Regions from separate parts of the Homo sapiens genome. Here region 2 is linked to region 1. The links are chromatin loops, found by intact Hi-C in ENCODE. Cell type or tissue: adrenal gland. All regions are shown on one strand. Each heading gives the region's core, and the rest is flanking DNA. Links, peaks and the distances in the headings are about the cores only.

Region 1 (8,132 bases), core at 1,869-5,868:
TTTGGTTATGTAATGGGGATGACTATCTTCAGATTTATTTTGACAACTTGATGCGAACCAATGGTAGACCCGCTCATCAGGGTGTAATAGGAACATTTAATGAAAGAAGATATAATGAAGATCTTTAGGTCTCTTCTTGTCATGTAATTTTATTGTGTCTGAAAAAAAAATTATTTTAAGATTTGTTCTCCACCATTTAAAACAACAACAGCAACATCACCCTGAACCCCTCCAGGGTGAGGTCTGACTGGTTCCACTGCTCCTCCCATGGGTGACACAGTGACCACTGATAGAATCCTCCCCACTCTTCCCCAGAAACACTTTACCCCTTTACCTGTCCCTCTGTCCCTCTGTGGCTGTTACACATTACGAGGAAGAAACAGTGCTCTGAAAAGAGTCCCCTCAGCTTTTCTCTTCTCTCTCTAAAAGACCTTCTTTCTCTTAATTCGCTTTCTCTTTCTTTCTAATTTCATGGAAAAAAATAATCCATCTTTCAGAAGCTGAACTTTGCCCTTGTCACTCCCGCCTCCCTCCTCTGACTTCCTCTGGTACCTATTTCATCAGTTAAGTCTCGCCCTGTGGCATTTGATGTTTTTTCTTCTCCAGCAGATCCCTGAGCCCAGAGTCCAGCCTGCAGACATCACAGGGCTTCCTTGTGCCTGAGAGGGACAGAGAATATCCCCTCCCCTTGCTCCTTTGTCCTTCCTTTCCTCACCACTTGTCTGAAGAGATGTTATCACCTCCTTTTCCTTCCACTCCTGACTCCCTGCCCCTGCCGCAGCCTTTCCACTAGCCATGTCCTCCCAGACACCGAATTCAGTGGCGCCTTCTCAACCTCGGCCTCAGGCCTCTGCAGCATCTTCCTCCCTCTGCCCTTTGGCCTCCTTCCCTGTTCTCCTCTGGTTTGCCTTCTCCCTTTCTGACTTCACCTTACTTTTGTTCTTCTTGGGCTTCTTCACTTGTTCCCAGTCCCCGAATGCAGGTGTTCTTGAAAGCCCTCCTTGTGATCTTTCCTCCTGTCCTCATTGACTCCTGAGCCACCCCTAACTCTTCTCTCTCATCTGCACTGCAGCCCACACTTCCAGTGCCTGCCTGGGAGTGCTTTGCATGGAATATACCCCAGACACATCCATCACCTTCCTTCCTCCTGTTAGGGCCATGGTCATTCCCTTGGTCTTTTCCTCACCTGTCCCAGCTGTCATTTGCGAAGGCTTAGATCTGCCTCAGCCCTGACTTTTCCATTCCCTTCTCCATAACCAGTGTGGCCTTTGCAGGGTCACTGCCAGATTCCCCGCTCGCCCCTTCACCCGTTGCTGTTAGATTCATCTTCATAAAGCTCTCATCCCATCCCTCTCCTGCTCCAGAAAGTGTCCTTGACTTTTCATCACTACTTAGATTAGTGCCTGACACATAGTAAGTACTCAGTCAATACTAATTTTCCTCCTTCTCTTCTTCCTCATCATTTGTATTCTCAAATTCTTATTTTGCCATTTAAAACTTTCTGTGATCTAGACCAACCTTCTTTTTGACTTTATTTCCCACCAGTGGAAATAGAGTGGGAAAGACAGAACTGCAGGTAGTTCCTCCCCAGGGTGGTAAATGGGGGCCATAGGAGATGAGGCTGGCGAGGGGGCACTGGGGACAGATCAGGGAGGGGGGCTGTATCAGGTTTTAGAACTTCATCCTGTGGGTGCCATGAAGGATTTCAAATAGAGGTGTGATATGCCTGTGTGGTCATCAATACAGACCACTCATCCTGCTGACACATTGTCTGTCCCCTCTCCTGTGTCCCTATTGAAATCCTACCTTTTTATTTATTTATTTATTTATTTTTTGAGACAGAGTTTCACTCTTGTTGCCCAGGCTGGAGTGCAATGGCATGATCCTGGGTCACTGTAAACTCCACCTGCCCATTCAAGCGATTCTCCTGCCCCAGCCTCCTGAGTAGCTGGATTTACAGGCATGTGCCACCACGCCCAGCTAATTTTTGTATTTTTAGTAGAGACAGGGTTTCACCATGTTGGCCAGGCTGGTCTCGAACTCCTGACCTAGGTGATCTGCCCGTCTCGGCCTCTCAAACTGCTGGGATTACAGGCATGAGCCACAGTGCCTGGCCTGAAATCCTACTTTTAATCAAAGGTGGATTTGGAATGCCATCACTTTTAAGAAGTCTTCTGTTCTCTCTCCAGCTGGTAACAAGCATTCCCTCCTCAGAGTCTCCTCATTGCCGTGAGCATGTCCAGCTTTCCAGCTTGTAGTACATCTCCTTACGCCCCAGTCATATCTCCCTCCCCAACCTGCAGGGCCCCCGCCTGACACAGCCTCCAGGGCCATGCTCCACCTAGCATTGTGTCATGTGCTCTGCAGGTGCTCTGCAAGTGTTTGTTGGAATGTAAATGTGCCTAGATGTTTTTGAGTAGTTTCCTTTTTTTTTTTTTCGATTACACAGCAGATTTATTCAGGCTCACTATTTTTAGTGATGTTTTCATTATAATATTTAGCCTCGGTAATATTTGATCAATGTCAATAACATCTGTTTAACTAAAGGAAATAAAACTTTGCTGGGTCAATGAGAGGTCTACCAAGTTTGAATCGTTTCTCCCCAGGCAAGGAGGATACTCTGCCTGGTTCCTTCCTGTTCACCTGTTCTTTCTCATGCCTTTCCATATCAGGCTATTGTCTGAACAACTTTGGACCCATAACTTCTTCTGGGCATGGCAGCATACCAGGATGGATCTAGTAACCTTCATTTGACTTTTGAGGGAGGATAAGAAAGTAATTAGTTTTAGTTATTTGTTTCATTTTGCTGCACTTTGCTAATTCCTTCTGTGTGTGACACACACACACACATACACACATACATGCTGTAAAACATGATTTGTAGGCTGGGTGTGGTGGCTCATGCCTGCAATCCCAGCACTTTGGGAGGCTGAGGCGGGCCGATCACTTGAGGTCAAGAGTTCGAGACCAGCCTGGCCAACATGGCAAAAACCCATCTCTACTAAAAATACAAAAATTTTCTGGGCATGGTGGTGCAGGCCTGTAATCCCAGGTACTTGGGAGGCTGACGTAGGAGAATCACTTGAATCTGGGAGGCGGAGGTTGCAATGAGCCACGATCGCGTCACTGCACTCCAGCCTGGGCGACAGAGTGAGACCTCTGTCTCAAAAAACACAAACAAAACCATGATTTGTAGACCCTAGCAATGAAATGCCAGCTTGTGAGCTTTTTTTACTTTTATTTCTGTTTTTTGAGACGGAGTCTCGCTCTGTCGCCCAAGCTGGAGTGCAGTGGCGCGATCTCGGCTCGCTGAAAGCTCTGCCTCGCAGGTTCACGCCATTCTCCTGCCTCAGCCTCCCGAGTAGCTGGGACTACAGGCACCCGCCACGACGCCTGGCTAATTTTTTGTATATTTGAGTAGAGACGGGGTTTCACCGTGTTAGCAAGGATGGTCTTGATCTTCTGACCTCGTGATCCGCCCGCCTCGGCCTCCCAAAGTGCTGGGATTACAGGCGTGAGCCACTGCGCCCGGCCCTTCGCTTTTATTTCTAAGGCATGGAAGGATGGCAGATATTTGAGCGAAAACATCCCCAGTTTTAGTGTATTCGTTAAACACATACGAAATAAAGATACAAGTGTTTACAAGCGAGGAAGATGACAATTGGTTTATGCTATAAACATTCTCCCAGGACAAACTTGCTGGGTTTGTTTCCCCTGTCAGTAAGAAAACCAGCACTGGTGGACTCCCTCCACCGTCATGGCCTTCCTGAGAAGAGAGAGAGGATGGCCGTTTTCAGGGGATGGATGAGTCACGGCTGGGCGGTGAGAACTTCTCAGCGGGTCACAGTCAGGCTTCGGCAGCTCGGCAGGTGAGGGAGCACCCACTAAGAGAGTAATCGTGGTAAAGGAAGGAAATGCACTCAGACATCTTGGCGCCCTGGGAGAGGCAATTCCCTTCCCACTTTACTCCCTAAAACAGCCCTCTGGGAACCACATTCGCGAGCTTGCCGTGGGATCACGCACGCCGTGACTACAAAATGTAAAGCAATAGAACACACAGAACACACTGGAGCATTAATCTGAGGTTCTTAAATGCCATTATGCATTATTTATACTTCCTGATACGATAATATATCGCAAATGAATTTACATGAGAGAGATAATATTTCTGCTTTTCCCCTGATGATGGATTCAGAATGGATAAATTCCTTTATTTTATTTCAACCTGTCTTCTAAAATAGGCCAGCATGTTATAGAAATAGGCTTTTCTCTTTGAGGTGAGTGAAGTGGCTCAACTCAAGGAAATTTTTCTTTGGATAAAAGAGTTTTTTTTTTTTCTTAAATTGGCTTTCTAACTGTGTTACATTATCTGCTGATCAGCTTTGGAAATGTTAGAAATTTTGTCATTTAAAGCTCTGAGGTGAGATGAATAGAGCCACAAAGCTATAGGTAAATGATGAGAAAAAGATGAATTGTGGTATGTTTCTAAAGACTTACTCTGTTCCCTTTAACAGCATTTGGGGAAAATAACATGGGAGAGACAGCACAGTTTGATAATTATTTGTCACAGGAGTGCCCATTAGCCTACACTAATTTGATTGCTGTGAAAAAAACAGATTAAAATACTCTGTAGAAGGCAGAGTCATAACATTATTGAGTGTCCAGTAGGTTTCTTACTTATTTAATTCCCTGGATCCAGTCTCAGAAGTTGGCATTAATATCACCTTGTTTCACAGTGAAACAAACGGAAAAGCAGAGAGGTCAGGCAACTGACTTAAAAGCACAGAGCTCGTAAGAGAGGAGGGTGGGCTTTGAACACAGGCAGTCCAATGTCAGAGCTTGAACTCTTAACTATAATTCTATAATTACCGCCTCCCCATCCCAAAACAGCACTGGCCTAAGGCACACAGAATCCATAACTTCCCCTTTATGTTTACAGACAACTCTCAGTTACCTTAAATTGAAACATTACTTTTACAGCCATAGATAAATAGGAGTTGACTCTTTTCAACAGGAGGGCCAAAGGTACCTGGCATGGAAGATATCCTGTCCACAACCATAAATGTTTTGATGTTAGCAACATTGCAGATGATAGACAGGTGAAAGATAGATGAATGAATGGATGAATAAACACAACGATAGCTAGATGGATAGCGAGATGGATGAACAGACAGAAAGACAGATGAACAGGAAGAAAGAAAGGAAGATAGAAAGATGGACAGAAAGATAAATGGATGAAAGAAAGATGATAGAATAATAGATGAAAGAGAAAGAAGAAAGAAAAGAGAGAGAGAGAGAAAGAAAAAGAAAGAAAGAAAGGACATAGATGGACAGACAGAAGAAAGAAAGGAAGGAAGGAAGGGAAAGGAAGAAAGGAAGAAAGGAAGAAAGATGATAGATAGATAGATGGTTAGATCAATGGATAAACAGCTAAATAAATGGCAGTTCATAGATGTGGAAATACACTGGCTGTTAAAGTTCATGCTTTAAGCTTTGTATGTGTTAGGCTTTCATGTAAACAACATTTGCTGATGGGAACAGCAACGTAGGCACTCAGGAGATTTGTGGCTTGATACTACTGGTATTTTTACTGGAATGCATGTGTACCCGTAAGGCTGGTAATACAGGAGCTAACTTTTTTATTGTGCCACATTTTTTTCTGAATAATAACAGATGAGCAAAGTAAATCCTATTTTCCCATTAGATTCCAATATTTATTTAACTAAGTATTTATTGACTTGAGGAAATTCTCATCCTCCATGTAATAAAATCATGATGAAAAGTAATATCACACTTAAAATAAAAATAAAATAAAATCACACTTAAAATATTTTAAAAATAACTTGATTATAAGCAATACTGTAAAAATATTTGAAATATTAATAAAGTCTTAGGCTCAACCCAACAAATAACAGAAAATAAAGCCTCTACTTCCCAGGCCATACCGGGTTGGAGGCAAAAATTAAGTTGTACGTATAGTCTCAGAACAATTTCCCTGTCCCACCTGCTCTGGGGTAACAGGGTTCTGCACTGTTCCTGGTGTCCCTGAAGTCAACATCATGTCTTCTTGATCTTAATCCTCTGTTTTGGTCTATTCTCACGCTGCTATAAGGACATAGCCAAGACTGGGTAATTTAGAAAGGAAAGAGGTTTAATTGGCTCACAGTTCCCCAGGGCTGGGGAGGCCTCAGGAAGCTTACTATCATGGTGGAAGGGAAGCAAACAGGTCCTTCTTCACATGGTGGCAGCAAGGAGAAGTGCAGGGGAACTCCCCTTTACAAAACCATCAGATCTTGTGAGACGTATTCACTATCATGAAAACAGCACAGGAAAGACCTGCCCCCATGATTAAATTACCCCCCACTGAGTCCCTCCCACAACACTTGGGGAATTATGGTAGCTACAATTGAAGATGAGATTTGAGTGGGGACATAGTGAAACCATATCATCCTCACATATTCTGGTCCTGATGGCTGCTGTCTTCCAAGGCTCCAGCTTGCTGCAGTAACACCTCTGCTTGCAATGAATCTCTCTGGGCTTCAGGTTCCATGTCTGGAAATGGGCATCAGAACAGTGATGGTGACTGCTGCTGAGACTTAAATAATCAGACACTCTGACATTGCTGTCCTGTTTTTTCCTGAGAAAAGGAGACAAAACTTAGAGCTTTAAAATATTGAGGAGGGAAATAGACTATTTGGATTGGCATTGCTATCTGTTCCAAGAATGTTGTTTTTGACAGAAACGTTGAAAACTTTTAAAACAATGTTAAAACAATGGGTATTTAGGTGGTTAGCAAGTTATTTTTAACTCTTTACAATATTCCAGAAATGGTTTTGTGCATCACTTGCTATATTAGGTTTGCCTTCTAGTAACACCTCTAGTCCACCGTAGAATTCGTGCACACTTGCAGAGATCACCAGAAGATAAACTGCTACCTGTGGTTGAATTACTGAAGAGCAAGGACTTCCCTTGTGGACACGGATGTCAGCTCACATTTTGTTGGTAGCTTTACTACCCATCCTGATGATCCATCCATCTTGCGAGGCCTACAGTTTCTCTGATTCCCTTGGTTCTCCCTGCTTTTGCAAAATGAGTAAAGGACTGTGCTTTGGACTTTAATTTTTCTCATCTGTAAGGCATCCATGGTCTAGTGTTAAGGAGTATGGACTTTGGGTTATCCTGCCTGCCCCCAGCCCTGGCTTTGACACATACCAGCTCAGTGATCTCAGACAAGGTGCTTCTCTAAGCTTCAGGTGTCCCCATGGAGAATCAAATGAGATAATGTAAAGCTTCTATCACTTAGGTATGTCTGAGGGAAAGGGATAGTAGTTTACTAGCTTAGTACCAACTCCAGCTGCTTGGTACTCTGCTTGGTTTACAATCCTTCAGTATTCCTTGAAGGGGTGTTTCTTGGGGTGCTCTTGTGAGCTGAGTATTGTTCTACGGGCTAAGGGTGCAGTGATGAACCAGACCCCTACAGTTCCTGCCCTGGGATTAGAGTCAGCTTAGACCTTTTGTGAACAGATCTCACTGTCAGACCTGCTTTTGAGCTCAAGATTCTGTGATCTGGGTGTGACAGCTTCATGGGTACAGGGTTTTCTTTTGGAGTGATGCAAATGTCTTGGAACTTGATAGAGGTGGTGATGGCACTACTAAATGGCACTGAATGCACTAAATGGCACTGAACTGTACACTTTAAAATGGCTAGTTTTATGTTATGTGAATTTCACTTCAATGAAAAAAAAATGATTCTATGATCAACTCCCTGGCCTTCACTCCAAGCTGTGATTCATCCCGGGCCTGATTCATCCTGATCTTAGGTAATTTCTTCTCTGAAATTTTATTTCCCTTTATTTAGAAATGCCTTTGAAACTCATGGATCAAGGCCAGAAATTAGCCTATGTAATGTGTCATCAGCTATCTTGCAGAGTGTTTTGCACATGTAATGAGTTAATAATAATTAACTATATCTCCCAGGAATGCCTGCTTTCTACTTCTGCTTCCATTATTTGAGCCAGGGTGATGATTCTTTTCCCAGATACTCTTTGGAGGGCTCCCAGGGAAGGGAACAGAAGAGCTGAAAGTGCTGAAGGTGAACTTAGTTTCAGCTTGAGTTTCCTAGGGCTGCCCTG
Region 2 (8,132 bases), core at 1,755-5,754, 220 kb after region 1:
CCCTGTTGCCCATGCACTGGAAAAAAAGTTGAATTTGTTGGATATTTTCTGGGGCTGATGAACGTTCTGGGATGTGCTTTCAGTCCTCGTATTACGGCCAGCACCTTACACTGTCTCTGTGAACGGGGCCAAGCCATGATGTGCCAACAAGTGTCAGCTTTGAAAGGTGTTTGTCTCCCAATCGGGGTGACTCCCCTGCTGCCTGGCAGCATGTCGCAGATCAGCACAGAGTGGGGCCGTGGTTCAGCAGTGACCCACAGAATGGCTTTGAGCATCAGTCTACAGGACAGGTTGGAAGCATCCACTGTGAACCAGGCATTAGTCCCCTACCTGGCCTGTGTGTGCTCAGTAGAGAAGGAGAGGGACAGGCCACTCCCAGACTGCCCAGCCCAGGAGGGTTAATAAATTGGGGCCGAGCCAACCTGTCAGTGCTTCCTGAATGCCCCAGCCTCTGTATTGGTGCGTTGGTTCAGTGACATTTTCTAAACTCTCCTGAAAATCCAGCTGCTCCTCCCTGCTGCTTGGGAGTTCACCCAGGAGAGGAAATGGGTGTGTTTTGTTAAGGTCCCTTGTGGAGACTCAGGGCTGAATCCTGCTTGGTAATATCAGTGTGTGTGCTTGGGGATGGACCTTCTACTGAATAAAAACTCCCTCCCTCCCCCCATTGTGGTCACATATCATTCTACATATCTCATCTCTGAGCATCTCCATGGAAGCTTGATTTTTGTTCTTTTTGGTTTCTTTATGTATTTTTTTCTGTTGTTATTATTTTTTAATGTTCAAAGACTAGCCTTTCCCTTTGGGATTCCAAATGATCCCATGCTGTGGTCTGAGGGGCAAAGCCACCTATGTTGGCGCTCGCCATTAATCCCCAGCGCTCAGTTTAGAGGCTCACGTGCAGACATCAGAGGCTCCATGCTGCACAGTAGCTCAGGCAGGGTAGTGCCTCTCAACCCAGCCACAAAACTCTCCCCGCTGGAGTCCCAGATGGCGCTTCACACCAGGGCAGTGGAGGCAGGCATGGTTTTTGGGCACAGGGCAGAGCATAAGGATCCCAGGTCAGTGTGGGAGAGCTACTGGCTCTTAGGATCACCTTGGGCAGAAGTCACACGGCTTCATCCTAGGAGGGCCCAGCTTGGGAGTCTGCCTCCCCCTGATCCCAGGACCACCCACAGGAGAGGGGCAGTGTCCATCTTTCTGAAGGGACCCTTTGGAGATCTCGTCCTAAGTGTGGAGAGGACTGACGTGGCCCTGTCATCTCAACACATCCCAGGGTCAGGCAGGCCTCAGCTGAAACAATGTCAGGGTCCTCAAGGGTCCCATTTAGACAGACCCACGGCTTGTAACAGTGCGCTCCTCAGGAGGCAGCACTAGCGCATACCCACTCCCCACGGACACTGAGTTCCTGGTGACAGCTGCAGCCCCAGCCCCGCCAGGAGTCCTGGAGACAGCAGCCCTCAGAGACCCTGCAGGAGTGAGTGCACCCCACCTTGCTCAGCCACACCCCACTCCCCTGTGCCCTGTAGTTGTGCTGCCCATGCTCCACACACCATGGGGCCCCTTTGCTCATTTTTGGACTATTTATACAGCAGGTTTGGATCATGTTTTTCTACTAATAAGAATGCTAACATTGTTGTGTAGATAATCAGTGAGGGCTTTATGAAGTTTACACCTTTGCATTATTAAAGGAAATAACAGTTCATGTGAACTCACCAGCGTGGCTTGATTTTATTCAATAGTTGTGTCTGACAAAGCAGCAAAGACCCTTTCCCTCCGCCTCTCATGTACCTGGATAGACTATTACCTAGAGAAATAGTAGCCTGGTGAATGAAATACTTTTTCTTCCTAACGGGGAGCAATCTCTTTTTCCCAGGCATCCTAAGAGCTGTTAAGAGGCATTGCTGCCTTGGAGTCCCCAGCAGGCAGTGGGAGGGGAAAATGCCTTTGCAGAACTGGGGAGGTGGTCACTATGGGGATGGGGCCACACTCTGAGCCAACAGATGCACAACTCTGTGGCAAGGTCACCTGATGACACAGCAGCCTTTATACTATCCCTAACAGAGGCTGCACAGAGTGAGCTTGTGGAGAGGGAATCTGAGAGAAGATTCTCTTTGCAAACTGTATTCTATTCATAATCACACTTAACTCAGACGCATCCTGCAAGCCCCTGAGACCAGCCATCTGTTTAGCTGATTCGAAGGAGCAAGCAGACATGTAAAGGGCTTATGAGTGAACCAGAACCCCAGCTCAACAGTTCCAAGAGTCTGACCATCTTCTGGGAGTCTTGGGGGTGAAAAGGGCATTTCTGCTGCACCAGGGTCTCATGGCACAAGGACTCAGGCCCATCTGGATATTTATAAAATGTGAGACCCATGTTCCTATATTAAGGCATACAAAAATAGGCATCTGTGGGTCTCATTCTTGGAGCAAGCCAGTTCCCTCTTTAGTGCCAACCCCTCCCAAGCCAGGAATCACAGAAGATGGACAGCTCCACCTTCATAATCTCCCTGTCCTGGGCAGCTCTGACCTCGAGGTTATGGGGAAACTCTTCCCCAGAAGCCTTCTTTGCATCCAAGGTGCACAGGTGAGTTAGTCAAGGGAGGGCTGAGGGAAGACCATAGCAAAGACAGACCCATGGAGGTTTATATTTTTCCTTTTATGAAATATTACACAAGAGGCAGGAGATGGCCTTTGTTCTTCTAGTTATCTTGGACTAAACAATTCTGTGATAGCCACTGAGAGGGAATGGGTGTTGGCTTTCGCCTTCAATACCCTGCTGCCCATTTCACAGCCTGTCCCTTCTTCACAGCCTCTTTTTTGTAAAAGCCACAAACATTCTCTTCCTAGCTTAAAGAGCATCTCACCTGCTTGAGGAGTTTAGACTCAGTGTTGGCATACAGTATGGTCGCTTTTCCTTTGGGGCATACTCTTTGTTTTCTCTTGATCCACTCAATACCTTAGGTCAAGTTTGTTTTCAGGGTCACTGGGTGAGACAGCACAGTGCACCCTGGGGTGGCAAATCATGGGATCACGTGCTCCTCTTTGTAATGCAGGGGAGGGAAGACCTAGGAGCGTGGTCCTCATAAGAATCACCTGGGCTGCTTGTTCAACTCCTGTTTCCTGAGCCTCATACCCAGTGATTCAGATCCCATAAAAGTGGGGAGCCCCAGATTCTGAATTGTTAACAAACACCCTAGGAATTTGCTACAGGTGGAGATATATTGAGTTTAAAGGTATTTGTCATGCAAAAATAAAATCACAAGGATCAGTGATTAAATATGGGACCTACCGAGCATTTTGGTCTTCCAGGAAAAAGTCTTTCTCAGTCCACACTCTGGAGACTGGCATTAGGGAACCTGTACCGTGTGCCAGGCAGTGTAGAATGTATGACTTGGAATGACAGGCTCTTGTGGTTGAAGAGACACTCTCCACCCATGCTCCTGCCCAGTGTGGGAGCCTCATCCACAGCCTTACAGCGTCCCTGCCAAGGGGTCTTCTGGCCTCTGCTCGAGTGCCTTCAGCATCAAGGAACTCACCTCTCAGAGCAGCCCACACTATGTTGGATTCGCCCTGTTTATTAGTCCTTTCTCAGATGGAGCTAAAATCTGCCACCACCATAATTTCCACACATTGGTGCCATATACAGTAAGACTACTTCTTCCTTCTGGTTATAACACCTTTAAATATTTGGAAATAGTATTCTCGTCTCCAGACTAAACACTCATCCATTTGTGCAACAAGTATTCTTTGAACATTTTCTGTGAATCAGGATTGTCCTAGATGCTGGGGAGATACAAGAGAGACAGGCAGGGTACCTGCTGGGATGTCCTAGGGGGGATGGCTAGATCATAAGCATGTAAATGAACAGAAAGTGGCAGATAGTAGTTAGAAGAGAATAAAACAGGCTAGCAGCATGGTAGGTATTGGCTGGAGGTGCCACACTAGATAAGAGATCAGATAAGGCTTCTCTGAGAAGGTGACACTGGGACTGAGGCCTGCAGGACAACAGAGAGCCACCCTGGAGGGAGTGTTCCAGGCACAGAATCATCAAGGCCCTAAAGCGGGTTGAGCTGGATGTGTTCAGCAGGCAGAAGGGAGGCTGCCGGTTCACGCCATGAGGCCCAACAGAGGAGTGGGCAGAGTCTGCAGCAGATGGTGGGCCTTTTAGGCCGGGAGAAAGACTTTGAATTTTATATTCAAATGAAAGGGGAGGCCGCTGCCCTACTTGTTTATGCCACAGTTCAGAAGCCTTTTCCCTGCCTGGCCCTCCCCTGGATGTGCGCAGTGCCAGTGCCGCCCTCCAGCTGGGTCTGATGAGCACAGAGCAGTTGTCCCAGCTGCTGTCCTCTCAAGCACATAGAGCAGCTTTGCAGGAGTTTATTTTTCCTCTTTAGAGATATGATTAGTTTCACAAAATCATATTTACACATAAACCTCAGAAGATATAATTAGTGCCATTGAGTCCAAAAATCCAGACATATTCCCCACTGTCATCAAAAAAATACTTTCAGATCTTTCTTCAGGGAGTAGGCACTTTACACCTATCGGGTACTGATGTCCGGAAGCTGCAGTGGCCTGGAGCCCTGTGTCATGGAATGGAGAGAAAACCCAAGGCTAAAGTTTCTTCCCTGTTCAGGGAAACAGCTATGGGATCCTGAAGACCAAGAAGGCCTGTGTCTCCTTTGCTTTTTGGGTGGAATGTGTGAGGACTCTGGGGAAGTGGATGGTTTTGTTCTTATGAGACTAACCAGAAATACCTCTGCATTCATGGCTGCTAAGAAAATGACCCATTCTAGCTGACGGCTAAGGCCAGTGGCCAGCTTCCTGCTGCCAAAGCCCAGAGACAGGTGTCCAGAGCTGGGTTCTCCAAGCAGAGTTCTTCGCCATCTCAAGCCTTCCTGGGGGAATGCGCTAGGATCTTCAGTGCGAGGTCAGCAGGGACCAGCCAGAGAGCCTGAGGAGGAAGGGCTGGGAGGCAAGCCAAGGTCCCAAAGGGACTAAAAACATGTACGAGCTGCACCCAGGGGTCTCAGGAGTCATTTGTGAGGGATCCTCTCTGGCATGCTAGGCTGATGGCCCATTCCCCAAACTGAAGTTTGAAATATGGACCAGTGGAGAGGGACAGCCACCAGAGAAGCACTAGAGTGCCTGGACAGAGACCCCTGGGGCACACAGAGCCATCAATACCACCACCCTCCCGCAAATACAGGCTGCATGAAAAACAAAAAATGTGTGGCCCAGCTCTGGTGCTGGTTACTCAGTTACATGTTCCCTCCACTATCTATCTGGCATGTTACATGGCTCGCAAGCTGCTGAGCCTGGCCTGGTGCTTGGCAAAGCCTAGCGAGCTGGGTTGGGAGTGGGGTGGCTGGTGGGGTGAGCCCCAGGTAGTGCTGGCTACAGTTCCCATCTTCAGTCTGCAGTCCTGGGTGGCTTCAGTTGGCCCTGAGAGCACAGGAAGCTTTAGACATAGTCTACTGGTGGGGCAGGGCTGCCAGTTATGGAAGCAGGTTGTTCTGGAGGAAAGATGAATTAGAAGTGCCCATATTTCAGTCGAGGGTGATTGTTCCCACATCGACTTAATGGCAGAGCTCCACATGGGTCCTTGCTTCCTGCATCATGACCACTGTCTCCCAGACACTGATGGGAACCACCAAGAGGTCAATTGGTCCATCCCAGGCAACTAGTGTCAATCGTAACCATGGGTTGATCTCCCAGGGGCCCCAGAGAGCTGAGTCCAGGTCTCTCTGTGAAACCATCAATAGCCAAAGACCCTGGGGGGATTGCAGATGGGCACCAGGGAAGTAAGACACAGGCTGAGTCTTTCACAGTGAGTCCAGCCAGAACCAGGGTGCCAGGTGCTAGAATGTGAGAGTGCATGCCTGTCTGCATGGGCATTTATCCTGCGTGTGAGTGTGCCTGTGTGTGTGTGCACCTCTGAGTGAGTCTGCACTCACTTCAGGTTTTCCTGAAGTCTGGTCCAAGCAGGCCTGAGCTCCTAGATGGTGAGTATTCCCAGACCTTTCACCTTGCCCATGGCCTGGGGAGGCCTCCATGTCTCTGGAGTCACCCAGGCTTCACTTGTCTTCCTGGGGTGCAGTGAGGAGGGTAAACTATGAACCCAGTGTGCTCTAATGCAGGGCTCCTTTGGGGTCATTCCTAAAGAGGGAAAGAGGAAGTGGAGAAGTATAATGGGGATGCTATTGTGATGGACAACCCAACAAGCCCCAAGAAAGCCCCAGGAACCCTCCACCACCCCATTTTGGGCCCCTATCCCTGAGCACTTGAGGAGCCACAGCCCCGCCTGAAATCAGTGATCACTGCCTGCCTGTGCTGCAAAGCCTTTTGCCCTGGTCCAGGGGAAACACAGCAGCGCCCTCCAACTGCCTCATTATCCGGTGTTCTCAGACAGGCGGGGCTCAGTCTGCTCCCAGGACTCACGGGAGGCCAGCTGACCAGGCTCACCCCTGTTCCCCAATCTGTGAGATGATGTTGTCATCCCTCCCTCTGGAAGGTATAGAAAGACCCTGTTTTCTCAATTCTGGGGCATAGAAGGTCCCCAGGAAGGTGTCACTCTGGGCATGAATGCCATGACTCTGTCCTCTGGGCCCTCCCCACCCGCAGGGGCTTTTGCTGGCAGGGTCTGGAGGTCTCGCATCTCAGTCTGTTAACCACCAGCCATCTCTCTCCCACTCAAGCCAACGGCAGCCCCACCTCAGGCCTGAGCACCGGGGCCATCGTGGGCATCCTCATCGTCATCTTCGTCCTGCTCCTGGTGGTTGTGGACATCACCTGCTACTTCCTGAACAAGTGTGGCCTGTTCATGTGCATTGCGGTCAACCTGTGTGGAAAAGCCGGGCCCGGGGCCAAGGGCAAGGACATGGAGGAGGGCAAGGCCGCCTTCTCGTGAGTGCAGACCTGTCCACCTTGCTGAGGTTTGGGCTCTGCTCCAGCCCAGGGACCCAGCAGCTGCACCACCCTGCGCCATCAGCTGGTGCCTTTCCTTTCATTGCACGTTCTCCATTTGGAACCCTGATGGGGGAAAAACATTAGAGAAAAGTTTCTCAAAGCATGGTCTTTGGGGGTTACCTGTTTGAAATGTAGACTCTTGAGCCCAATCCCAGATCTCTTGTATTAGAATCTCCCCAGAGTGTGAAAATCCCTGTGTAGGTCAAAATGAGGGAAATTGTCAGAACTAAACCTGGGGAGGAGCTGCCATGGGGTAGGGCAGCATTAGAGGGACACACTTACCTTGCTTTCGTACATTGTTTATTCATTCATTCATCCATCACTCAACAAATATTTATCAAGCAGCTGCTGCAGGCAAGGCACTGTTCCCAGGCACATAGGTACAACAGGGAACAAACAGATAGAAATTCTTGTCCTTATGGAGCTGATGATCCAGATACTGTCCCTCCAACAGCATCTTGGAGAAACAGATCCTAAGCCAGTTAGCAAGAGCCTTCGAAGACTGTCACTGGGTGGAGCAGAGCTGGAGCAAGCCAGAAAGGGACTGAGCAAGGAAATAAGTTGTTTAGCACCACCACATGCCAGGCACTGTATATGCATATACATGTATGTGCATGTACTTAGAAATGTATGTATAGGGGTGACTCACGCCTGTAATCCCAGCACTTTGGGAGGCCGAGATGGATGGATCATTTGAGGTCAGGAGTTGGAGACCAGCCTGGCTAACATGGCGAAGCCCCGCCTCTACTAAAAATACAAAAATTAGCCAGGCGTGGTGGCATGCTCCTGTAATCCCAGCTATTCAGGAGGCTGAGGCTGGAGAATCGCTTGAACCCAGGAGGCGGAGGTTGCAACGAACCAAGATCACGCCACTGCACTCCAGCCTGGGCGACATAGAGAGACTCTGTCTCAAAAAAAAAAAAAAAAAAAAAAAAAAAGAAAAGGAAAGGAAAAGAAATGTATGTATACCTGTGTACAGAGACAGATGTATGTATTTGAGCAATGATCTGTGTCAGGCACTGTGTTTAGCACTTCCCATGCATCCTTTCATTGAATTCTCATAACTAGGCAAAGTAACAGTGTTTTTGCCTCATTTTACAGATGAAGGGACTGAGGCAGGGTGATTAAATCTGAAGCTCAAGGTCACACAGCTAGCAAGGGTT

Evidence for each region. A loop is a pair of places that touch in the nucleus more often than their neighbours do. Peaks named below come from ENCODE experiments on the same cell type or tissue, not always from the same donor. Only the 100,000 strongest peaks of a DNase experiment are listed, where the experiment ranks them.
Region 2: it touches region 1 in a loop (2.9-fold over the local background); 1 of 110 quality-filtered maps calls a loop at or near these places.

What each region holds. Positions count from the first base shown.
Region 1 is chr11:113,041,520-113,049,651 of GRCh38, forward strand. All of the region lies in intron 1 of NCAM1 (neural cell adhesion molecule 1), which reads left to right. Among named protein-coding and RNA genes, the nearest start is that of NCAM1-AS2, 82 kb to the left of the region's middle. In adrenal gland, for the core only: no CTCF peak of the experiment used is centred there; no DNase peak of the experiment used is centred there.
Region 2 is chr11:113,263,490-113,271,621 of GRCh38, forward strand. NCAM1 (neural cell adhesion molecule 1) reads left to right here. Exons shown (of 20, transcript NM_181351.5): 18 at 6,699-6,906. It overlaps NCAM1-AS1 (NCAM1 antisense RNA 1), which reads right to left. Exons shown (of 3, transcript NR_034101.1): 2 at 6,715-7,032; 3 at 6,043-6,159. Among named protein-coding and RNA genes, the nearest start is that of NCAM1-AS1, 6.3 kb to the right of the region's middle. In adrenal gland, for the core only: no CTCF peak of the experiment used is centred there; a DNase peak (open chromatin) is centred at 4,072.